3 separate regions of the Homo sapiens genome follow, and regions 1 and 2 are each linked to region 3. A link is a loop called in an ENCODE intact Hi-C map of the cell type or tissue named here. Cell type or tissue: B cell. All regions are shown on one strand.

Evidence for each region. Peaks named below come from ENCODE experiments on the same cell type or tissue, not always from the same donor. Only the 100,000 strongest peaks of a DNase experiment are listed, where the experiment ranks them.
Region 1: it touches region 3 in a loop (28-fold over the local background); 86 of 110 quality-filtered maps call a loop at or near these places.
Region 2: it touches region 3 in a loop (10-fold over the local background); 19 of 110 quality-filtered maps call a loop at or near these places.

Annotation. Positions count from the first base shown.
Region 1 is chr19:6,627,785-6,635,784 of GRCh38, forward strand. No RefSeq gene overlaps it. Among named protein-coding and RNA genes, the nearest start is that of TNFSF14, 38 kb to the right of the region's middle. RefSeq lists an enhancer at 3,368-3,869. In B cell, CTCF peaks have their summits at 4,429 (motif pointing right), 4,632, 5,619 (motif pointing left) and 5,819; DNase peaks (open chromatin) are centred at 3,067, 4,417 and 5,597.
Region 2 is chr19:6,750,087-6,758,086 of GRCh38, forward strand. It overlaps TRIP10 (thyroid hormone receptor interactor 10), which reads left to right. Exons shown (of 15, transcript NM_001288962.2): 13 at 206-345; 14 at 426-547; 15 at 977-1,444. The coding sequence ends at 1,125. SH2D3A (SH2 domain containing 3A) reads right to left here. Exons shown (of 10, transcript NM_005490.3): 5 at 4,745-5,229; 6 at 4,530-4,645; 7 at 4,165-4,339; 8 at 3,966-4,077; 9 at 3,370-3,555; 10 at 2,074-2,667. The coding sequence ends at 2,507. Among named protein-coding and RNA genes, the nearest start is that of SH2D3A, 13 kb to the right of the region's middle. RefSeq lists silencers at 3,314-3,493, 3,664-3,873. In B cell, a CTCF peak has its summit at 3,401 (motif pointing left); DNase peaks (open chromatin) are centred at 3,465 and 3,595; H3K4me3 peaks cover 762 bases.
Region 3 is chr19:6,512,162-6,520,161 of GRCh38, forward strand. No RefSeq gene overlaps it. Among named protein-coding and RNA genes, the nearest start is that of TUBB4A, 14 kb to the left of the region's middle. RefSeq lists enhancers at 3,971-4,511, 5,853-5,902, 5,953-6,082 and a silencer at 4,373-4,542. In B cell, CTCF peaks have their summits at 4,890 (motif pointing right) and 5,092; DNase peaks (open chromatin) are centred at 3,150, 4,170, 4,900 and 6,250; H3K4me3 peaks cover 2,073 bases; H3K27ac peaks cover 1,480 bases.

The DNA.
Region 1 (8,000 bases), 120 kb after region 3:
TTCTTATCCTTAGTAACCTCAAATTTTAGTGAAAACCTAGGAAGAAAGAAATCCTGAGCTACCTATCAGATATTAGCATTTTATAATGAGAACTCTTCCATAATTTTTAGAAACATATTTCCCCATATCATAACCCTTCCTTAATTAGAAATGACCCAGACATCTAATAAGCATAATTTTAAATATTATTCTTAAACATAATTTTAAGATTTTAAGTTACACAATAAGTTCACCTGCAGCACTTAACCCATTTACACTTTATTTTTAGCAGTTTATATAGATTATTTACACATTATTTTCTTGTTAACCCTTTTATAACTTGTGAATATCAGATGTTCACCTAAATAAGAACCTTAAAGTTAACTGCATGGGCATTTTCACCAATAACTCAGTAGACTCAGGTGTTTTCATTAAACCAATAACATTAAATAGTCTTACTTATATAAAAAAAAACACAAAAAGATCATTTTGTTTTGGCTGGGTTTATGGTTTGATAACCTTCTATGCCAAACCCTGATACCTCAAAATATCTAGAAGAGACAAATATGAAACCCAGAGAAAAATGTATGCTGACAATTCTGAAGACATTTCTATTCCTATTTTACCAATAATTTAAAAACCACCTTGTTGGCCAGGTACAGTGGCTCATGCCTGTAATCCCAGCACTTTGGGAGGCTGAGGCAGGTGGATCACTTGAGGTCAAGAGCTCAAGATCAGCCTGACCAACATGGAGAAACTCCATCTCTACTAAAAAAAAATACATAAATTAGCCAGGCATAATTGCACACAACTGCAGTCCCAGCCACTCAGGAGGCTGAGACTTGAGAATCGCTTGAACCCAGGAGGTGGAGGTGGCAGTGAGTGGAGATCATGCCACTGCACTCCAGCCTGGGCGACAGAATGAGACTCTATTTCAAAAAAAAAAAAAAAAAAAGCTTGCTCATTAAAGACTTACTTAAGTCATATAAACTTGAAAAATACTTTGGACTTAATTAATGAGCACTCTTTTATTTATAAGCCAAATTGGTAGGCATAACATATAACAATAAATATACATACATATACACACATCTAAATATGTACTCACACACAGAAACAAAGATCCAATAGCTTTTACTTTGGAATTCTAGTTGGGAGGCTGAGGCAGGCAGATCACCTGAGGTCAAGAGTTTGAGACCAGCCTGGCCAACACGGTGAAACTCCATCTCTACTAAAAATACAAAAATTAGCCAGGTGTGGTGTCAGGCGCCTGTAGTCCCAGCCACTTGGGAGGCTGAGGCAGGAGAATTGCTTGAACCTGGGAGGTGGAGATCGCAGTGAGCCAAGATTATGCCACTGCACTCCAGGCTGGGCGACAGAGCAAGACTCCATCTCAAAAAAAAAAAAAAAAAAGGAATTCTAGTCATGAGATAGTAATACAAACTCACCTATCTATGAACGTGTTCACATGGCTGCATTTTGTCTGCTCTGATAGGTAATCCCATGAAGACTGTTGTATTCGTCTGTCCTCACACGGCTATAAAGATATTGCCTGAGACTGTGTAATTTACAAAGAAAGGGGGTTTAATTGACTCACAGTTCCACATGGCTGGGAGGCCTCAGGAAACTTACAATCATGGTGGAAGGCGAATGGGAAGCCAGGCATGTCTTACATGGCAGCAGGAGAAGAAACAGAGACAGAGAGAGAGACAGAGAGACAGGGGGAACTGCCACTTTTAAAACCATCAGATCCTGTCATGAGAACAGCATGGGGGCAACTGCCCCCATGATCCAATCACCTCCCTCTAGGTCCCTCCCTTGACATGGGGGGATTACAATTCGAGATGAGATTATGGTGGGGACACAGAGCCAAAACATATCAGCTGTGAGCCAAAATTTCGGGTAAAGTAGTTTCCACGGCAGTTTGATTTTTTTTTTTTTTAAGACGGGAGTCTCGCACTGTCGCCCAGGCTGGAGTTCAGTGGCGCGATCTCGGCTCACTGAGAGCTCCGCCTCCTGGGTTCACACCATTCTCCTGCCTCAGCCTCCCGAGTAGCTGGGACTACAGGCGCCCACCACCACGCCAGGCCAATTTTTTGTATTTTTAGTAGAGATGGGGTTTCACCATGTTAGCCAGGATGGTCTCGATCTCCTGACCTCGTGATCCGCCCACCTCAGCCTCCCAAAGTGCTGGGATTGCAGGCGTGAGCCACTGCGCCCGGCCCGGCAGTTTGATTTTTAGAAGTCAAACCTTTAAACATTGGGGTCAAACAGAAGAACATCACGTATTAACCAGGCTGAACCCTGCTTAGAACAGCAGCCCAGGCTGGGCGCAGTGGCTCACGCCTGTAATCCCAGCACTCTGGGAGGCCGAGGCGGGCCGAACACGAAGTCAGGAGATTGAGACTATCCTGGCTAACATGGTGAAACCCCATCTCTACTAAAAAAATACAAAATAATTAGCCAGGTGTGTTGGCGAACGCCTGTAATCCCAGCTACTCAGGAGGCTAAGGCAGGAGAATGGCATGAACCTGGGAGGTGGAGCTTGAGGTGAGCCGAGATCGCACCACTGCACTCCAGCCTGGGCGACAGAGCAAGACTCCGTCTCAAAAACAAACAAACAAACAAACAAACAAACAAAACAAAACAAAACAAAACATAACAAAAAAGAACAGCAGCCTAAAAGCCTGGGTACATGGAACTCCATCCCACATGATCCGCCTGCCTTGGTCTCCCAAAGTGCTGGGATTACAGGTGTGAGCCCCCACACCCAGCCTTGGTGATGATTTTTTGGATTTGACACCAAAAGCACAGAGAACAAAAGCAAAAATAAGTGGAATTGCAACAGACTAAAGAGCTTCTGCCAAGCAAAGGAAGCAATCAAGGAAATTAAAAGGCAACGTATGGATGGAGAGAAAATATTTGTAAGCCATATATCTGATAAGGGGTTGAGATCTCTAAAATATATAAAGAGCTCATATAACTCAACAGCAACATAACAAATAGCTCAATTTAAAAATGGGCGAATGATCTTAATAGGCATTCCTCAAAAGAAGACACACGAATGGCTAACAGGTGTGTGAAAACATGCCCAACGTCATTAATCATCAGGGAAATGCAAATTAAAACCACAGCGAGATATGACTGTGGTGATAATTTTAGCATATAGGTGTATCAAAGCATCACATTTCCTTCCTTCTTTCTTTCTTTCTTTCTTTCTTTCTTTCTTTCTTTCTTTCTTTCTTTCTTTCTTTCTTTCTTTCTTTCTTTCTTTTTCTTTCCTTTTTTTGAGACGGAGTCTCGCTCTGTTGCCCAGGCTGGAGTGCAGTGGCACGATCTCGGCTCGCTGCAACCTCTGCCTCCTGGGTTCACGCCATTCTCCTGCCTCAGCCTCCCAAGCAGCTAGGACTACATGCGCCCGCCACCACACCCGGCTAATTTTTCGTATTTTTAGTAAAGACAGGGTTTCACCATGTTAGCCAGGATGGTCTCGATCTCCTGACCTCGTGATCCACCCGCCTCGGCCTCCCAAAGTGCTGGGATTACAGGCGTGAGCCACTATGCCCGGCAAAGCATCACATTCTCACCTTAAATATACACAGCTTTTATTTGCCAGTGATGCCTAAATAAAACTGGATAAAATATGGGAAATAATAAGATTTGGCAGAATGAGAAACAACAGAAATTCTCACATTTGGCTGGTGGAGATAATTTCTTTCTTTCTCTTTCTTTCTTTCTTTCTTTCTTTCTTTCTTTCTTTCTTTCTTTCTTTCTCTTTCTTTCTTTCTTTCTTTCTTTTCTTTCTTTCTTTTTTTGTGGAGACAGGATCTTGCTCTGTTGCCCAGGTGGAGATATTTTTTTTTTCTGTGGAGACAGGGTCTTGCTCTGTTGCCCAGGCTAGAGTGGAGTGGCACCATCATAGCTCACTGCAGCCTCGAACTCCCAGGCTCAAGCCATCCTCCCTCCTCAGCCTCCTGAGCAGCTAGGACTACAAGCCCATGCCACCATGCCAGGCTATTTTTTTTTGTAATTTTTCATAGAGATGAGGTTTTGCCATGTTGCCCAGGCTGGTCTTGAACTCCTGGCCTCAAGTGATCTGCCTGCCTCGGCCTCCCAAAGTATTGGAATTACAGGCGTGAGCCATCGCATCCAGCCATGATTTTCTTAATAAGAGTTTCTTTCCTCTAGCTTACTTTATTGTAAGAATACAGTGTATAATACATGTAACATACAAAGTATGTGATAATCCACAGCTTATGTTATCAGCAAGTCTTCTGGTTAACAGTCTGCTGAGTTAGGCTTTGGGGGAGTCAAAAGTTATATGTGGCCGTTTGACTGCTCAGGGGTTGGTGCACCTAAGACCCCACATTGTTCAAACGTCAACTGTCTATGGAAGAAAACGTTTACGAAACATCTCACTTTGACTGTTGTATGAAGAATGGCCTGTAGGGGGAGCCAGTGGATACAGGGAGACCGAGTAGGAGGCTTTTTGCAGACAAGAGACTTAAAGTGTTAGACTCTGATAGATTAAATATGTAAATTAAAATTTCTAAAAGTATAGGAATAAAATGTATAATTTCTGAACTCAGAAGAAAAACGGGAATAAGACAAAAATCCGAAACAAGGCAAGGAAGGAGAGAAACAGAAATACGGAAGAGGCAAATAATTCCTCCAAAAAATTCAAAATGTATGAAGAATTGCAATTAATGCAGATGGTCCAAATCTGTGCTACTCAATACCATGCTATTCCATGTCAATAGCCATATGTTACTATATGGCACTTGGAATGTGGATCTGAACTGAAATGTCCTGTTGTGGCCAGGCGCGGCGGCTCACGCCTGTCATCCCAGCATTTTGAGGGGCCGAGGCAGGTGGACTACTTGAGGTCTGGAGTTTGAGACCAGCCTGGCCAACATAGTGAAACGCGGTCTCTACTAAAAATACAAAAATTAGCCAGGGTATGTAGGGACCAGCCCCACAGGGTCGGTGGGTTTTTCTCCCTGTGTGTGTGAGGAGATGAGAGATCGTAGAAATAAAGACACAAGACAAAGAGATAAAAGAAGACAGCTGGGCCCGGGGAACCACTGCCACCAAGACGCAGAGACCGGTAGTGGCCCCGAATGCCAGGCTGCACTGTTATTTATTGGATACAAGACAAGGAGGCAGGGTAAGAAGCGTGAGCCATCTCCAATGATAGGTAAGGTCACATGAGTCACGTGTCCACTGGACAGGGGGCCCTTCCCTGTTTGGCAGCCGAGGCGGAGAGAGAGAGAGAGGAGACAGCTTACGCCATTATTTCTGCATATCATATCAGAGACTTTTAGTACTTTCACTAATTTTGCTACTGCTATCTAGAAGGCAGAGCCAGGTGTACAGTATGGAACATGAAAGCGGACCAGGAGTGTGACTGCTGAAGCACAGCATCACAGGGAGACAGTTAGGCCTCCGGATAACTGCGGGCGAGCCTGACTAATGTCAGGTCCTCCACAAGAGGTGGAGGAGCAGAGTCTTCTCTAAACTCCTGGCCTCGAGTCTGCTAAGTAGCCCGTGTTTTCCCTTGGCACTGACGCTACCGCTAGACCACGGGCCACTTGGCAACGGGCGTCTTCCCAGATGCTGGCGTTACCCCTAGACCAAGGAGCCCTCTAGTGGCCCTGTCCGGGCGTGACAGAGGGCTCGCACTCTTATCTACTGGTCACTTCTCACCATGTCCCTTCAGCTCCTATCTCTGTATGGCCTGGTTTTTCCTAGGTTATGATTGTAGAGCAAGGATTATTATAATATTGGAATAAAGAGTAATTGCTACAAACTAATAATTAATGATATTCATATATAATCATATCCATGATCTATGTCTAGTATAAGTATTCTTATTTTATGTATTTTCTTTATTATACTGGAACAGCTCGTGCCCTCGGTCTCTTGCCTCGGCACCTGTGTGGCTTGCTGCCCACAGGGTGTGGTGGCGGGCACCTGTAATACCAGCTACTTGGGAGGCTGAGGCAGGAGAATCTCTTGAACCTGGGAGGTGGAGGTTGCAGTGAGCTGAGATCGAGTCACTGCACTCCAGCCTGGATGACAGAGGGAGACTCCATCTCAAACAAACATACAAACAAACAACAACAACAAACAAACAAAGAAACACATTAAGAAATGCTTAGTGGCCCGGCATGGTGGCTCATGACTGTAATCCCAGCACTTTGGGAGGCTGAGGCAGGTGGATCACTTGAGGTCAGGAGTTTGAGACAAGCCTGACCAACATGGTGAAACCCCGTCTCTACTAAAAATATGAAATTAGCCTGGCGTGGTGGCAGGTGCCTGTAATCCCAGCTACTCGGGAGGCTGAGGCAGGAGAATCGCTTGAACCCAGGAGGCGGAGTTTGCAGTGAGCCGAGATGGCACCATTGCACTCCATCCTGGGCAACAGAGCAAGACTTCATCTCAAAAAAAAAAAAAAAAAAAAAAAAAAAGAAACACTTAAGGATCTGGTAGGAATGTAAATTGTGCAGCTGCTATGGAAAACAGTATGGCACTTCCTCCAAACATTAGAATAGAATTACTATGATCCAGCAATTCTACTTCTATGTACATACCCAACAGAATTGAGAGCAGGGATGAGAACAGATATTGTTACGTCTGTGGCCATAGGAGTAGTATTCACAGTAACCAAGATACAGAAGCAACCCCAGTGTCTACTGATGGATGAATGCATAAACAAAATGTGGTATATCCATATAATGGAATATTATTCCGCCCTGAAGAAGAATGAAGTTTTAATATATCCTACAACATGGATGAAACTTGAAGACATTATTCTAAATGAAATGAGCCAGCTGCAAAAGGGCAAATACTGTTATGATTCCACTTATATGAGGAAATGATGGAGCAAATTTATAGAGACAGAAAGGAGAAAGGTGGGTGTCAGGGGCTGGGGAGGAGGGAATGGCGAGTGAGTGTGAGTGTTTAATGAGCACAGAGTTTCAGTTTTGCAAGATGAAAAACTTTCTGGAGATGGACGGTGGTAATGGTTGCACAACAATGTGAATATACTTCATATCAGTGAAGAGTACACTTAAAATTGTTAAAATGGTAAATTTTTGTATTTTTAGAAGAGACGGGGTTTCGCCATGTTGGCCAGGCTGGTCTCGAACTTCTGACCTCAGGCGATCCACCCACATTGGCCTCCCAAAGTGCTGGGATTACAGGTAAATTTTATGTTATACATGTTACCATAATTAAAAATAGATGCATTTTTAAATGCTTAGGGAATATTTCCAAAGCTTGGCCTTATACTGAGTGATAAATCACATCGCTATCAAAGGAATTGATATCATATACTCTCTCTAAGTTACTCATGGAGGATCAGAGGAGGAATAAAAATGTAATTAGGACAGTATCTAGTTTCTTAATTTATTTTTATTTTTAATTTTTATTTTTTTGAGAGAGTCTCGCTATGTGGCCCAGGCTGGAGTGCAATGGTGTGATCTCGGCTCACTGCAGCCTCCACCTCCCGGGTTTAAGTAATTCTCCTGCCTCAGCCTCCTGAGTAGCTGGGATTACAGGCACGCACCACCATGCCTGAATAGTTTTTGTATTTTTAGTAGAGACAGGGATTCTCCATTTTGGCCAGGCTGGTCTCGAACTCCTGACCTCAGGTGACTCCCCTGCCTTGGCCTCTCAAAGTGCTGGGATTACAGGCGTGAGCCACCGCATCCAGCTTGGAATCTTAATTTAAATGAAGCAGAGCCTTTCAGACTCTTTAAATAGGCAAAAAATGTGCCTGTGTTTATCATCGAATTCAGTGGTTCTCAACTGGGGTGATTCTGTCCTTCCAGGAAACATTTGGCAACATCTGGAGACATTTTTGGTTGTTACAACTGGGGGTGATCCTGGCATGGAGGCAGGATCCTGAGACACTCCTCAGCACCTTGCAGTGCCCAGATGGCTCCACCCAAGAGGACAATCTGGCTCCAAATATCCACAGAGCTGAGGCTTAGAAATCAAAACTGACAAGTATTTGC
Region 2 (8,000 bases), 240 kb after region 3:
GGGGCGGGAGCCAGCGGGCCTGGCTGAGTCACTGCTGGGTGGGGTGGGGGGTCGGGGACAGGGGAGGTGTTCGGAGCGGGGGGTCTCCAGCTGTTTTCCATCACAGCCTTGGCTGTGCGTGGGTGATCTCAGGGAACCTCTGGGTCCAAAGTGGGCTGACCCCGGAGCTCTGCCCTGGAACGATTTTCCTGTCCCCTCCTCCCAGGCGTGGCTGGCAGAAGCTGAAAGTCGAGTCCTTAGCAACCGGGGAGACAGCCTGAGCCGGCACGCCCGGCCTCCCGACCCCCCCGCTAGCGCCCCGCCAGACAGCAGCAGCAACAGCGCATCACAGGACACCAAGGAGAGGTGAGGGGTGACGTCAGAGTGGGTCTGTTCCCAGGGTCCCAGGAGGGCCTGTCTTTATCTGCCGAATTATCCCCAAACAGCTCTGAAGAGCCTCCCTCAGAAGAGAGCCAGGACACCCCCATTTACACGGAGTTTGATGAGGATTTCGAGGAGGAACCCACATCCCCCATAGGTCACTGTGTGGCCATCTACCACTTTGAAGGTGAGAACGGCCAGAGTGGGCTTGGCGGGGTATGGGAGGCAGTGTCTCTGGCTAGGTTCAGTTTAAATTCGCCTAAAGCAGGGCTGGGCGGGTGGCTCAGGCTTGTAATCCCAGCACTTTGGGAAGCTGAGGCAGGCAGATCACTTGAGGTCAAGAATTCCATACCAGCCTGGCGAACACGGTGAAACCCCATCTCTACTGAAAGTACAAAAATTAGCCAGGTGTGGTGGCGCACGCCTGTGATCCCAGCTACTCGGGAGGCTGAGGCAGGAGAATCCCTTGAACCTGGAGGCAGAGGTTGCAGGGAGCCAAGATCCGTGCCACTGCACTCCAGCCTGGGCGAGAGCGAGGCTCTGTCTCAAAAATAAAAAATAAAAATAATAAATTTTGCCTAAAGCAGATCTGGGCCCACCCCCACCCCCATCACAGGGTCCAGCGAGGGCACTATCTCTATGGCCGAGGGTGAAGACCTCAGTCTTATGGAAGAAGACAAAGGGGACGGCTGGACCCGGGTCAGGCGGAAAGAGGGAGGCGAGGGCTACGTGCCCACCTCCTACCTCCGAGTCACGCTCAATTGAACCCTGCCAGAGACGGGAAGAGGGGGGCTGTCGGCTGCTGCTTCTGGGCCACGGGGAGCCCCAGGACCTATGCACTTTATTTCTGACCCCGTGGCTTCGGCTGAGACCTGTGTAACCTGCTGCCCCCTCCACCCCCAACCCAGTCCTACCTGTCACACCGGACGGACCCGCTGTGCCTTCTACCATCGTTCCACCATTGATGTACATACTCATGTTTTACATCTTTTCTTTCTGCCGCTCGGCTCCGGCCATTTTGTTTTATACAAAAATGGGAAAAAAAAAAAAGAAATTATATAAAGTTCCTAGAGTCGGTGTCTTATTAGAGGATTTAAATACTGGGACTGGAAGTATCTAACACCACGTTTCTTACAGGCCACACAGGGAATGAGGAAGGGGAGGTGATCTTGGGCACACCTTGGGTCAACCCTGCCCCTTTCTGGAAGTTGGCCTATGTCATTGTCAGTGGGTGTCTGCTTGTGACTCAGGTAGGGAGAAGGATACCAAGTTTCTTTTTTTTTTCTTTTTGAGACAGTCTCACCCAGTTGCCCAGGCTGGAGTGCAGTGGCGTACGTGATCTCAGCTCACTGCAGACTCCATCTCCCGAGTTCAAGCAATTCTGCCTCAGCCTCCCAAGTAGCTGGGATTACAGGCACACACCATCATGCCCAGCTAATTTTTGTATTTTTTGTAGAGACAGGGTTTTGCCATGTTGGCCAGGCTGGTCTTGAACTCCTGACCTCAAGTGATCCATCTGCCTCGGCCTCCTAAAGTGCTGGGATTATGGCGTGAGCCACCGCACCTGGCCAGGACACCCAAGTTTCATCCCTTCTGAATGCACTGCAGCTTCTGAGAATGGGTAGCACTTATTGAAGACCTACTGTGTGCCAGGCATTCTCCACCTGGGGTCTCATTCCTGGCCACAATTCTTAGAAAGTACACAGCCTCAACTTTTACATTTTTTAAAAGTTTTTTATTTTTCAGTTTTTGTAGAGATGAGGTCTCACCATGTTGCCCTGGCTGGTCTTGAACTCCTGGCCTCAAGCCTTCCTTCCGCCTCGGCCTCCCAAAGTGCTGAGATTACAGGCCTGAGCTGCTGTATGGCTATGATTTTGTTAAAGGCCGACACAGAGGTGAAGTCAACTGCTAGAAATCACGGCTTTTAAGAGGTGGAGTCACATTTGAACTCTGGCCTCTGATGCCAGATCTGCAGGTCACATGTTCACCATGGTCCAGGTGACCCTGACTGCGGTCCCCACCTCTTCTGTGAGGCACAGGGCAGGATTCCACCTGAGGCGCGAGGAGCCTGGGACGACTCCTTTGGTCTCTTCTGGGGTTCGCAAAAACCTGGGGGTCCCGGGTGTGAAGAAGGGTGTCTGCGCTCTCAGCGGTCAGGCTCCAGGCGCTGCGACAGGACGCCGAGGACGCGCTGGAACTTCTCAAAGCGTTCAGCGCGCGGAGCTCCCGCGCCCCGGCTACCCCAGAGCAGCCTCCGCACGAAGCCGGTGGTCAGGGCCTCCCTCAGCTCCGGGTTAGGCCGGAATCCTGGAAGCAAGGTCAGGTGGGCTGGGGGCGGGGCCCAGGCGCCCGCCTCGCCCCTCCCAACCTCCCGGCACCTTCCTTTCCCCAGAGGACTTTGACCCAACAGGGGCCCGGGAGGGACCTGCCCCACCTGCGGGATGACTAGGCGGGGTCAGAGGGGAGGGGGCTTCCAGCTCTCTGCAGGAATGGGGGTGGGGTGCCTGAGGGGCTCTACCGCAGTGCAATGGGGTGGCCTGTTCCAGGTGCCAGATCCTGGAGGTCCCGCCTTAGGGGCTGTGCCTGGACGTGGGGCTGCCCCGAGGACGGGATCCCAGGTTGTCGGGGAAGGTGGGGGGATCTTGCCGGGTGGGCTGCCCTAGGATAGGACGGAGGAGTCGTTTTGGAGGGAGCAGGGCGTTCTTGGGGATCGAGATCCCTGGGGGACGGGATCGTCTTAGGTGGGAAGGGGGAGTGGGGACCCGCGGAGGTGGCTCTGGGGGCAGGACAGCCCGTTTTGAGGTGGACGGCCCTGTTCCTATCAATACCGCTGGATGCAGCGTTTGCTTGGGGTGAGAACCTTCCTGGAGTGGAGCCGTCCCAGTTTGGGTGGGGCTCCGGGAGGCGTGGCGAGAGGCTCCCCTCCTGGGACAGGCTGGGTTTGGGGGATCCGGTTAGAACCTGCAGGGTGCTCTGAAGTCTGCAGTCCAGCGCAGAGGGAACGCTCACCTCGCAGGCGCTGGGCTGCCACCTTGCGGAATTTGGGTGCGTCCCGGACCATGTGACGCGCCCCGTGCAGGGTGCGCAACAGCCGCTCACAGCTCTCGTCCAGCGGCCCCGCGACTTCCTCGCCCTCCAGTAGGCGAACCATGGGTGCCACGTGCGGCAGCGCCACCTCGCCGGGGTCGCAGGGTCCTGCGGAGGGGGAGGGTCTGATCAGGGTTTGGGGCTGTAGATGGGGCATAGGGCAGAGGTGGAACCTAGGACAAATGCAGGGGCGGGGCTTAGGACTGAGCGACAGCGGGGTCTGTGGAGAGGGGCCAGGACCACACGCCCCGTATGGAGGGCGGGGCCTATGGCGAAGGGGCGTAGCCTAGGGAAAGGGGCTGGGACCAAGGCTGGTGGGGGCGTGGCCTAGGAACAAGTCTCGTGTGGAGGGCGGGGCCTAGGGAAAGGGCCAGGACCAACCCTCATGTGGAGGGCGGGGCCTATGGTGAAGGGACCGGGCCTAGAACAGATGCAGGGACTGGGCATAGGACTAGATTGAGTCCTGTTAAATTTGGTCTGGGCCCCCAGGGGATGCTAAGCCCCAGACCTTCACTTACCAGCGCCCTCATCCAGAGCCCGCATCAGCGGCTTCAGCTCCTGCTCAAAGGCCAGCGCAGCCTCCGTGTGGCTCCTTCGGAGCTGGCGCCACGTGTGCTCCAACCGGGACACCTGGGAGAAGAGATCTGAGCACGCCTCCTCTCCAGTCTTCCCAGTCACCCGCACTCCAGCTTCCTCCAGTCCCTGCTCCCCACGAACCTGGGGCATGAGCAGGGCGCCCATGACTGCAGCCAGCCCGGGCAGGTCCCCCGCCGCCCCTGGCCGCAGCGCCAGCGCCAGCTCTACCAGTCCCCTCAGTGCGGCTGCGCGCTCCTCCAGCGGCCCCGAGCAGCCCAGCACCGCCAGCGCCCCGGCCAGCGCCAGTGTCTGATGCCTGCAGAGGTGGAGGGCAAGGGTCTGGGGGAAGTGGGGAGGTTTGTAATGCAGGGGTGAGGGGGGACAGGAGGTGGCATTGCCCCATCTCCCTTCTTCCCTGGGGAACCATGAGTGGGGAGCTGTTTGGAGATCTTGGGAAGTGGGGGGAATTGGCCTCCCCCAACCAAGATTACAAGCTGCTGGCTCACCTCTCCAGCAGTTCCAACCTCAAGTGGTGTCCATGGGGAAGAGTGAGCAGCTCCAGGCCAGATGAGACTCCCATGTTGCCCCGCTGATCTCTGGTCACTCCCAGGAGGCCTGTGGCCTGCAGAAGGGAATGGGGAAGTCAGGTGAAGCGTGATTATGTAGGCATGGTTGGGTCTTGCCCTGGGCCTGGGGAGGAGCATCCCAGGAGGTGACCCACCTGGCAGTCTACCAATAGCAGGTGAAGGGCGGTGCTCCCAGGATGGTGCTCCAGGAACAGGCCACGGAGGGTATGCAGGACTTGGGGTTCCAGGGGCCGATTCTGGGGGCCCAGCAGGCAGGAGGGGGCATCATGGGGGCAGAAAGAGATCTCAGCCTGTGGTCTTGTAAAACATCTATTCTCTTCCTCCTCATCCTCCTCGGCCTCCCACCATGGGGCCTCTGGCTCTGGGCAGCTTTGGCTCGGGGATGTTCCCTGGACACTGGGCACTCGGGGCACCAGCTCGCAGTACGTCGGGGGACGTTCAGAGGCATCAGGCAGTTCGAAGGAGGGTGTCCGGGGGGGCTTCGTTGGTGCCTTGGCTTGAAGCTGCCCATCGGAGGCCCTGAGACTGTCGGCAACAGTTCCCAGGGGAGCAGGGGCCTTCAGCAACACCGGGTCACTGCTCGTTCGGGGCAAGGCAGATATGGGCATGGTGGAGGCTTCTAGAGGTCATACAAGAGGGGTCAATGGGAATACACAGGGAAGATTGCTGAATGGGCGGGGGTGAGAGCTTCATCGGCTACCACCCACCTGATCCATCCACTCATTCCAATAATGGGGTATAACAACCTATCCGGGTGCAGTTTTGAATTTCAACCACCTCGACGGTAGAAATGCTACATGCTTACACATGGTTAGAAAACTTTAGCATCTCTATAGTTCTGTAAATTATTTTTTTTTAATTTTATTTTATTTTATAGAGATGGGATCTCACTGTGTTGCCCAGGCTGGTCTGGAATTCCTAGTCTCAAGCAATCCTCCCTCCTCGGCCTCCCAAACTGCTGGGATCACAGGCATGAGCCACCTTGCCTGACCCTATGAATTCTGAATACTACATTTTAAATTTGAATTCTTTGTTTTTGCCCCTCTGACTGAAAGATGGTAAGCAGTGACCCAACGAAATTAAAAATTTTTTTAAAAAAAGGATGAGCGTGGTGGCCGACGCCTGTAATCTCAGCATTTTGGGAGGCCAAGGTGAGAGGATTGCTTGAGGCTAGGGATTCCAGACCAGCCTGGGCAACATAACAAGATCTTGTTTCTACAAAAAGTTAGAAAATTAGCTGGGCATGGTGGCATGCACCTGTGGTCCCAGCTACTTGGGAGGCAGAGGTGGGAGGATCACTTGAGCCAGAGGCTGCAGTGAGGTATGACTGCACCACTGCACTCCAGCTTGGATGACAGAGTAAGACCCTGTCTCAAAAAAAAAAAAAAGATATCTATCTATCTACAATTAAGTGATATATCTCTCTATATCATATCTATAGAGATAGATATATATTATATAAATATATAATATATATTTAAATTAAGTATATGTTAAATAAAATTAACATTATTAAATGTATAATGTTGCCCTATATACTACATATAATTACATTTATATATGATAGATATTTTACTTTTTTTGTGATAATATATCTCTCCATAGACATATCTATATAAAATATATACAATTAATATAGATATCTATAGAGAGACAAAGTATAAAAAATTCACAAAGCTGCGTATGGTATGACACTCAGATAAGTGTCAAAGAAACCAAGCTTATTAAACTTTCTTTTCTTTTTTTTCTTTTTTATTTCTTCTTAAAAAAAAAGATACATGTGCAGAATGTGCAGGTTCAGTATCTGTGTGCCATGGTGGTTTGCTGCACCTACTGACCCCTCCTCTAAGTTCCCTCCCCTCATCGTAAACTTTCAAATGACGTCCTTTGTAAGTTGGTGGCATGTTGATCTCCTGGACTATTAGTACTTAAAACTGTACTAAGACTTTTGGGAGACTGTATTTACCATGCCTTTGAATAGGCTCTTTTCTAGGAACTTGAAATCATCCAACAGTGCCTGGCTCACTCTGAGTTAAGGTCCAAAGTGCTCACAGTAGCTGAAAAATCCTCACAATCTGAGCCCCAGGGTCTCTCTCTCTGACTCTCCCCTCATTCCCTCTGCTTCAGCTACACTCGTGTGTCCCTCCTTCCCTCCCTCCCTTCGTTCCTTCCTTCCTTCCTTTCTTTTCTTTCTTGACGGAGTCTCACTCTGTCACCAGGCTACAGTGCAGTGGCGCCATCTCGGCTTATTGCAACCTCTGCCTCCCGGGTTCAAGTGATTCTCCTGCTTCAGCCTCCCGAGTAGCTGGGACCACAGGCGCCACCACACCCAGCTAATTTTTGTATTTTTAGTAGACACGGGGTTTCACCATGTTGGCCAGGATGGTCTTGATCTCTTGACCTCGTGATCCGCCCGCTTTGGCCTCCCAAAGTGCTGGGATTACAGGCTTGTAATTTCTGGACTATTAGTACTTAAAACTGTACTAAGACTTTTGGGAGACTGTATTTACCATGCCTTTGAATAGGCTCAACCTGCACATTCTGCACGTGTATCTTTTTTTTTTTTTTTTTAAGAAGAAATTGAGCCATTGCACCCAGCCCTTTCTTTTCTTCTTCTTTTTTTTTTTTTTTTTAAATTTGAGTCAGGGTCTCACTCTGTGGCCCAGGCTGGAGTGCAATGGTGCGATCACGGCTCACTGCAGCCTTGACTTTCTGGGTTCAAGGAGTCCTCCTGCTTCAACCTCCCAAGTGGCTAGGACCACAGGCGTGCAACACCACACCCAGCTACCCACTCATTTTTTGGTTGAATGAACAGCTTAAATTCTTGTTCTGACCCAAGAGCCTTTGCACTGCCTCTTCCTCCTGCCTGCTTATCCCCCAGTTATCCACCTGTTCCCTCCCTCATTTCCTTCAATTTTATTTTTTTCTGCAATGGGGCCTTTCCTGACTACCACTTAAAATTGCTTGCTTGGGTACAATGGCTCACGCCTGTAATCCCAGCACTTTGGGAGGTTGAGGTGGGTGGATCACCTGAGGTCAGGAGTTCGAGACCAGCCTGACCAACATGGGGAAACCCCATCTCCACTAAAAATACAAAATTAGCAGGGCGTGGTGCACATGCCTGTAATCCCAGCTACTCGGGAGGCTGAGGCAGGAGAATCACTTGAACCCAGGAGGTGGAGGTTGCAGTGAGCCGGTATCACGCCATTGCACTCCATCCTGGGCAACAAGAGCAAAACTCTATCTCAAAAATAAATAAATAAATAGAAATAAAATAAAATTGCAATATACATCTCCATCTTTATAGTCTCTATCTCCCTTACTCTGTTTTTTTTGTTTTGTTTTGTTTTTGTTTTTTCGGTTTTTTTGAGACAGTCTCACTCTGTCCCA
Region 3 (8,000 bases):
GTAATCCCATCTACTCAGGAGGCTGAGGCAGGAGAATTGCTTGAATTCAAGAGGCGGAGGTTGCAGTGAGCTGAGATCGCACCACTGCACTCTAGCCTGGGGAATAGAGTGAGACTCCGTCTCAAAAAAAAAAGAAAAGTAAAAAATAAAAAACTAAATTCACTGAGACCCGCCTCTGATATTTGGGGTTCACATGGACATGAATCATCTCTCCCAGGCTGATCTGCAGGGCTCTGTAACTGCCCAGTGGGTTCACTTTGTCCCCTGCCCAGATAGAATGGATGTATCAAGACAGGAGAATTGCAACAAAGAGTTTAATTCATGCAGAGCTGGATGAACGGGAGACTGGAGTTTTATTTTAATTAATTAATTAATTAATGTATTTATCCATCTATCTTGAGTTAAGTTCTTGCTCTGTTGCCCAGGCTGGAGTGCAGTGGCAGGATGATAAGTTACTGCAGACTCCAACTCCCTGGCTCAAGTGATCCTCCCACCTCAGCCTCCTAGGTAGCGTGTGTGGCTTATGTCTGTGGTCCCGCTACTCTGGAGGCTGAGGCATGAGAATCACTTGAACCCAGGAGGTGGAGGTTGCAGCGAGCCGAGATTGTGCTACTGCACTCCAGCCTGAGTGAGACTCCTTTTTTTTTTTTTAAATAAAAAAAAGAGAGAGAGAGAGAGCAGATGGGTGCAGTGGCTCACGCCTGTAATCCCAGCACTTTGGGAGGCCGAGGTGGGCGGTTCAGAAGGTCAGGAGATCGAGACCATCCTAGCTAACACGGTGAAACCCCCTCTCTACTAAAAATAAAAATACAAAAAAAAAAAAAAAATTAGCCGGGCATGGCGGCATGCGCCTGTAGTCCCAGCTGCTGGGGAGGCCGAGGCAGGAGAATGGCATGAACCCGGGAGGCGGAGCTGGCAGTGAGCCCAGATGGCACCACTGCACTCCAGCCTGGGTGATAGAGAGAGATTCCGTCTCAAAAAAAAAAAAAAAAAAAGACACACACACACACACACACACACACACACACACACACACACACACACAATGAGATACACACAGATACATAGCCCTAGAATCAGACCCCAGGACAGACATAGCCAGACTATTTTCATTTTTTTATTTTTTTAGTATTTATTGATCATTTTTGGGTGTTTCTCGGAGAGGGGGATTTGGCAGGGTCATAGGACAATAGTGGAGGGAAGGTCAGCAGATAAACATGTGAACAAAGGTCTCTGGTTTTCCTAGGCAGAGGACCCTGCGGCCTTCCGCAGTGTTTGTGTCCCTGGGTATTTGAGATTAGGGAGTGGTGACGACTCTTAAGGAGCATGCTGCCTTCAAGCATCTGTTTAACAAAGCACATCTTGCACCGCCCTTAATCCATTTAACCCTGAGTGGACACAGCACATGTTTCAGAGAGCACGGGGTTGGGGGTAAGGTTATAGATTAACAGCATCCCAAGGCAGAAAAATTTTTCTTAGTACAGAACAAAATGGAGTCTCCTAAGACATAGCCAGACTATTATACATGGTTATAAACACAACACACGTCGGGCGTGGTGGCTCACGACTGTAATCCCAGCACTTTGGGAGGCCAAGGTGAGTGGATCACCTGAGGTCAGGAGTTCGAGACCAGCCTGGCCAACATGGTGAAACCCTGTCTCTACTAAAAATACAAAAATTAGCCGGGGGTGGTGGTGTGCGCCTGTGATCCCAGCTACTCGGGAGGCGGAGGCAGGAGAATCACTTAAACCCAGGAAGCGGAGGTTGCAGTGAGCCAAGATTGTGCCATTGCACTCCAGCCTGGGTGACAGAGCAAGACTCTGTCTCCATAAAAAACCCCAAAAAACAAAAAACACAATACAGACTTGGGTACACACATACTACATACATGCAATCAAACATACACAGAGATATGCAATGTATCTGCACAGCCCTACAGACAGACCTGGAGACACAACTCAAAAAAAAAAAAAAAAAAAAAAGCCAGCGCACAGACCCAGGGAGCTGACAACACACGGGCATACACGCTGGGTGCTTTGGACACAAAAGCCACACCGTAGGGAGTTTTTTCTCTCATTCACTCAAACACACATTGACCCAGACGCCCCCACACAAGGACACACACGGATGGACATACACACGACCGCAGTCCACAAGCCAGGGCAGACTGCCATCCCCCAAGTCCAGCGACCCTCAGATAAAGACAGACAAGCAGACTGACCCCAACATAGTCCCTTGAATTTCAGGCTGGGGGTGCTCAAGGCTGGTATGGAGGGGCTCACCCAGCATCAGATAGAAAAAGTCAGAAGCATCCAACATTTTTTTTTTGAGACAGAGTCTCGCTCTGTTGCCCAGGCTGGAATGCAGTGGCACCATCTCGGCTCACTGCAACCTCCACCTCCTGCGTTCAAGCAATTCTCCTGCCTCCAGAGTAGTTGGGATTACAGGTGCTGGCCACCATGCCTGACTAATTTTTTCACATTTTTAGTACAGACGAGGTTTTACCATGTTGGCCAGGCTGGTCTCGAACTCCTGACCTCAGGCGATCTGCCTGCCTCAGCCTCCCAGAATGCTGGGATTACAGGTGTGAGCCACTGCGCCCGGCCTTTTTTCTTTTTTTTTTTGAGATGGATTTTCACTTTTGCTGCCCAGGCTGGTGTACAATGGCGTGATCTTGGCTCACTGCAACCTCTGCCTCCCGGGTTCAAGCGATTCTTCTGCCTCAGCCTCCTGAGTAGCTGGGATTACAGGCATGTGCCACCACGGCCAGCTAACTTTTTTGTAGTTCTAGTAGAGACAGTTTTCACCACGTTAGCCAGGCTGGTCTGGAACTCCTGACCTCAGGTGATCCACCCGCCTCGGCCTCCAAAAGTGCTTGGATTACAGGCGTGAGCCACTGTGTCCAGCCGCATCCAACATCTTGGTGGTGCCGGAGTTCTGGTGACAGTGGAGTGGCTGGGGGGCATCCTGTGCCAGTCCCCAGGCCACTGGTGCTGAGAAAGGATTCCTGCTGGGGTGGGGCCATCACCCCACGTGGTGACCTTTTCCACGTCAGGGGAGCAGAGGGCTTTGGGATGGGTTCACCCACTCAGACCAGGCCTCATGGAGGAAGGGTGGGGTGGAGAAACCAAGGCCTCCGTAGCTCCTGTTAGTGATTTAAGACACAGCCCCCACCCCACACCAGGGGCGTGGCAGGTCTGGGGTGGGGTCTTGGTGGATGTACATGCGGATTATGGGTGAGGGCAGAGCCTGCATGTTTGGAGGGCAGAACGAATGGGGCAAGGCCTAAAGGAATCAAAGGGCGGCTGCAAGTCCCAGCGAAATTGGTGAGGGATGAGCATGGCTTGAAAACCTGGAGTGGGAAGAGGGTGCAGGACTCCGGAAGGGCAGAACCCAGAAAAGGGGCTAGGGGTTGAGACAGGACAAACCCTCAAAGGGGGAGAGGTGCCGAGCCTGAGGAGAGGGTGGTATGGACTAAGAAAAGCAGAAAAGTGCCAGGCGCGGTGGCTCACACCTGTAATCCCACAACTTTGGGAGGCCAAGGTGAGTGAATCACCTGAGGTCAGGAGTTCGAGACCAGCCTGACCAACATGGTGAAACCCTGTCCTTACTAATAATACAATAAAAAAAAAAAATTAGACGGGCGTGGTGGTGCATGTCTGTAATCCCAGCTACTCGGGAGCCTGAGGCAGGAGGATCACTTGAACCCGGGAGTCGGAGGTTGCAGTGAGCCGAGATCGCACCATTGCACTGCAGCCTGGACGACAAGAGCAAAACTCCGTCTCCAAAAAAAAAAAAAAAAAAAAAAGCAGAAAACAGAGTGGGGCACGAAGAGTCTCCAGGCCCTATTCCCAGGTCACTAATGATTGGGAAATGGGCGGGGCCTGGGAGAATGACAGGGAGGTGTGAGGGACTGAGGAGTGGGCAGGGTCTGGGAGGCTGATAACAGGGGAAGTGGGCGGGGCCTGGAGATAATATTGGGAGGAACTGTGGCGTGGGAAGGGCCTGGAGCGGACAGCAGGGGAAGTGGGCGGGGCCTGGGGAGAATGACAGGGAAGTGGGAGGGACTAAGGAGTTAGCAAGGGCTGGGAGACAAATAACTATGAAGTGGGCGGAGTCTAGGGAGAATGACCGTGGGGTAGGGGAACTGAGGAGTGGGCTGGGCCTGGGAGTCTGCTGGGGAAGCGGACGGTCCTCGAGAGAATGACAGGAAAGTGGGAAGGACTGAGGAGTGGGCAGAGCCTGAGAGGCAAACGGATGGGTACGAGGGCGGGGCCTGGGGAGAAGCTAGGGAGGTGGGAGGCGGATGACAGCGGAATGGGGCTTCGGTAGACTGACAGGATCAGTCGTGGAAGGGGCGGGCCCATCTTTCTCTTGAACCCGCGAGCCAAAGCCACGTTGGTGCTGGTGATCATCCAGGCTGAGCGCTGGGCATTCCCAGTCTCGGGCGATTTCTTGGCGTTACTTCCAGGCTGAGAGCCATGACTAGGCGAGCTTCGGCCGTGGGACCGAAGACCTCCCACCCTCAGCACTCTAACCTCCCCGACCCTGCCCTCGCTGTGCCTCGTTGGGAATCCGCCTCCGGGGTCTTCCGCGGTCCAGGAGCCGCACCTGCCGGGTGGAGACGCGGGGCTGGCTGGGGTGCGGGAGTAGGAGGTCTTCGGTCCAACCGCCTCCAACCCATTCCTGCTTCCGACGTTCTGTTCCCGCGCTTAATGCCCTGCCCGATCCAGTTCCGGCCTCCCATCTCCCCTTCCCGCGTCTCCACGCTCTTTCCTTCCCCGGTTCTGCCGTGAATGCTCCCAAGTCCTAGAGCACCGGAACTCCCCGCGCGCCTTGGCTCCTGGGCCCCAGCTCCGTGCAGTCCTGGACTGGGGCTCCAGGTCCACCAGGGGGCGCCCGCTGCCCAAGCTGGGTATCGCTGCGGAGAAAAGGGGCCCAGAGTGATTGTTCCTCAGGGGAGGGAGGGGGAGGTCCCCAGAGGGAAGGGCCTGAGTTTCCTCTTGGGGGATGGATCCTAGGTGGTCTGAGGGGTGAGTCCTGGGTTCCCTGGCGGGAGTGGATCTTGGGTGGTCCTCTGTGGGTACAGGGTGGAACTTGGGTGTTCTGAGGGGTAGTCCCTGGGGACTCCTCTGGGAGCGGGGCAGACCTTGGATGGTCGTAGGATTGGACCTGGACCTCTGTGTGTGTGATTGTGCATGCCCATAACGTGTGTTCTTGCGTTATGTCTATGACTAGCCATGGTGCCTGCCATGTATGTGTATCTACGATTGTGTCTTTGGGTGTCTGTCTCAGTGTGTAACCGTGTACGTGTGTGTTGTGTACCTCCATGTCTGTTTTGGTATGTGTGTGATGGTGTGTCTGTGTTGGTGTGTTCTAGTCTCGGTGTGTTTGGTTATATGCCCTGAATATATGTCTCTTGTGTCCTTGTGTGTGTCTGTTGCTAGCTTTTTTTTTTTTTTTGAGGCAGAATCTTACTCTGTCATCCAGGCTGGAGTACAGCGGCGCCATCTTGGCTCACTGCAACCTCTGCCTCCCGGGTTCAAGCGAGTCTCCCATCTCAGCCTCCTTAGTAGCTGGGACTACAGGCACTCACCACCACGCCCGGCTATTTTTTTTTTTTTTTTTTTTTTGTATTTTTGGTAGAGACAGGGTTTCACCATGTTGGCCAGGTTGGTCTCGGACTCCTGACCTCAAGTGATCTGACTGCCTTGGCATCCCAAGGTGCTGGGATTACAGGCGTGAGACACTGCACCCGGTCTGTGGCTAGCTTTGATGGTTGTTGTGTATCTATGATTGTGTGTCCAGGTGTGTGTGTGTGTGTGTGATTGTGTGTATGTCTGCATGGTGTGTCTGTATGTCTGTCTTGTTTTGTGTGATTGTATATGTCCAGAATGGGTGTGCCCTTTGTGTTCTGGTGTCTGTGTGTGTCTACTTGTGTCCCTCCCCCAGGGGAGTTGGAAAGTCCTTTCCAGGTAGTTACCCTGCTGGGATTCCCTTTCCAAAGCGGGTTGACTTCCCAGCACCGTGAGCTGCCTCTTCATGCTCTTGGAAGGGGTCGCTGGGTCTGCCCCAAGTCTGCCTGGGTCTTCCCCAACCCTGACTCCTCCTTCCACTGCCCTCAACAGGGAAACACCATTTCCTGCCTTTGATGTCACTAGGTACAAAAAGTTTCCTTCCTCCAAGTGGCTCTGGCCACTGGTTTCTTTCTGCGTGTGTGAAAGCTGGCCACGATTCTGTGCTTAATGTTAAAACAAAAAGAATAAAACAAAGCAAACAAAACGAACCCATGGAAAATGCAAGCATGCAAAATCATACACCATGAAACATCCACATCTTCTCACCCCAATACCCTCAATTTTTGCACATCTTTCTGAAATGTTTTATACAAACCTATTTCTGCTCTGAAACCCAAAGCGTGCATTCTGCACATAGCAGCCTGCACCTTGCTTTCGTTTCTTTTTTTCCTCACTTGGTTATTCTTTTAAAGGTTTTTTTTTGTTCCCCCGAGACAGAATCTCACTCTGTTGCCTAGGCTGGAGTGCAGTGGCATGATGATCTCGGCTCACTGCAGCCTCTGCCTCCTGGGTTCAAGTGATTCTCCTGCCTCAGCCTCCTGAGTAGCTGGGATTACAGGCATGCGCCACCACACCTGACTAATTTTTGTATTTTTAGTCGAGATGGGGTTTCCCCATGTTGGCCAGGCTGGTTTCGAACTCCTGACCTCGTGATCCACCTGCCTGGACCTCCCAAAGTGCAGGGATTACAGGCGTGAGCCACCATGCCCAGCCTCTTTTTTTTTTTTTTTTTTTTTGAGATGGAGTCTCACTCTGTTGTCAGGCTGGAGGGCAGTGGTGTGATCTCGGCTCACTGCAACCTCCACCTCCCCGGTTTAAGCGATTCTCCTGCCGCAGCCTCCCGAGTAGCTGGGACTACAGGGGCCCGACACCACGCCCAGCTAATTTTTGTATTTTTAGTGGAGACGGGGTTTCATTATGTTGGCCAGGATGGTCTCGATCTCTTGACTTCGTATCTGCCCGCCCCCGCCTCCCAAAGTGCTGGGATTACAGGTGTGAAGCACCGCACCCGGCCGCCTAGCCCCCTTTAAAGGTTTTGTAAACCATCTGCCCAAAAAAGCAATTACATAGAATAATCACGCCAAATTTTCAACCTAAAGTTCAAACAGGACAGAGACTCAACCTGATGGGTAAGGCCCATTTCACACTAAAAACCTTAATCTTTGAAAGAGTAGAGGAGGCAAAGTCTGAGTGCCTTGTTCTCTTAGCCCTTGGAGATCTCTGTCAAGAGATGACTCAGACATGTTTTTAATTTTTAAACCGATTCTGTGAGTAATAACCTGGCAGTTTTCCTTCTGATGACCAATGCAGTTATTTTCATCTTCAACAATTTTGCACCACATATTCCTGCCTGCCCCTTGTTTTTATTTATTTATTTTTGTTTTTTTGTTTATTTTGTTTTGTTTTGAGACTGAGTCTCTCTCTGTCACCCAGGCTGGAGTGCAGTGGCATGATCTCAGCTCACTGCAACCTCTGCCTCCCGGGTTCAAGCGATTCTCGTGCCTCAGCCTTCCGTGTAGCTGGGATTACAGGCGCCCACCACCATGCCCAGCTAATTTTTGTTGTATTTTTAGTAGAGACAAGGTTTCACCATGTTAGCCAGGCTGGCATGACCCACTGCACCTGGCCTTTTTTTTTTTTAGACAAGTCTTGCCCTGTCACCCAGGCTGGAGTGCAATGGCGTGACCTCAGCTCACTGCAACTTCCACCTTCCGGGTTTAAGGGATTCTCCTGCCTCAGACTCCCGAGTAACTGGCATTACAGGTGTGGACCACCACGCCTGGCTAATTTTTGTATTTTTAGTAGAGACGGGGTCTCACTATATTGCCCAGGCTAGTTTTGAACTCCTGAGCTCAAGTGATTCGCCCCCCTCAGCCTCCCAAAGTGCTGGGATTACAGGTGTGAGCCCCCGGCCATGCCTTC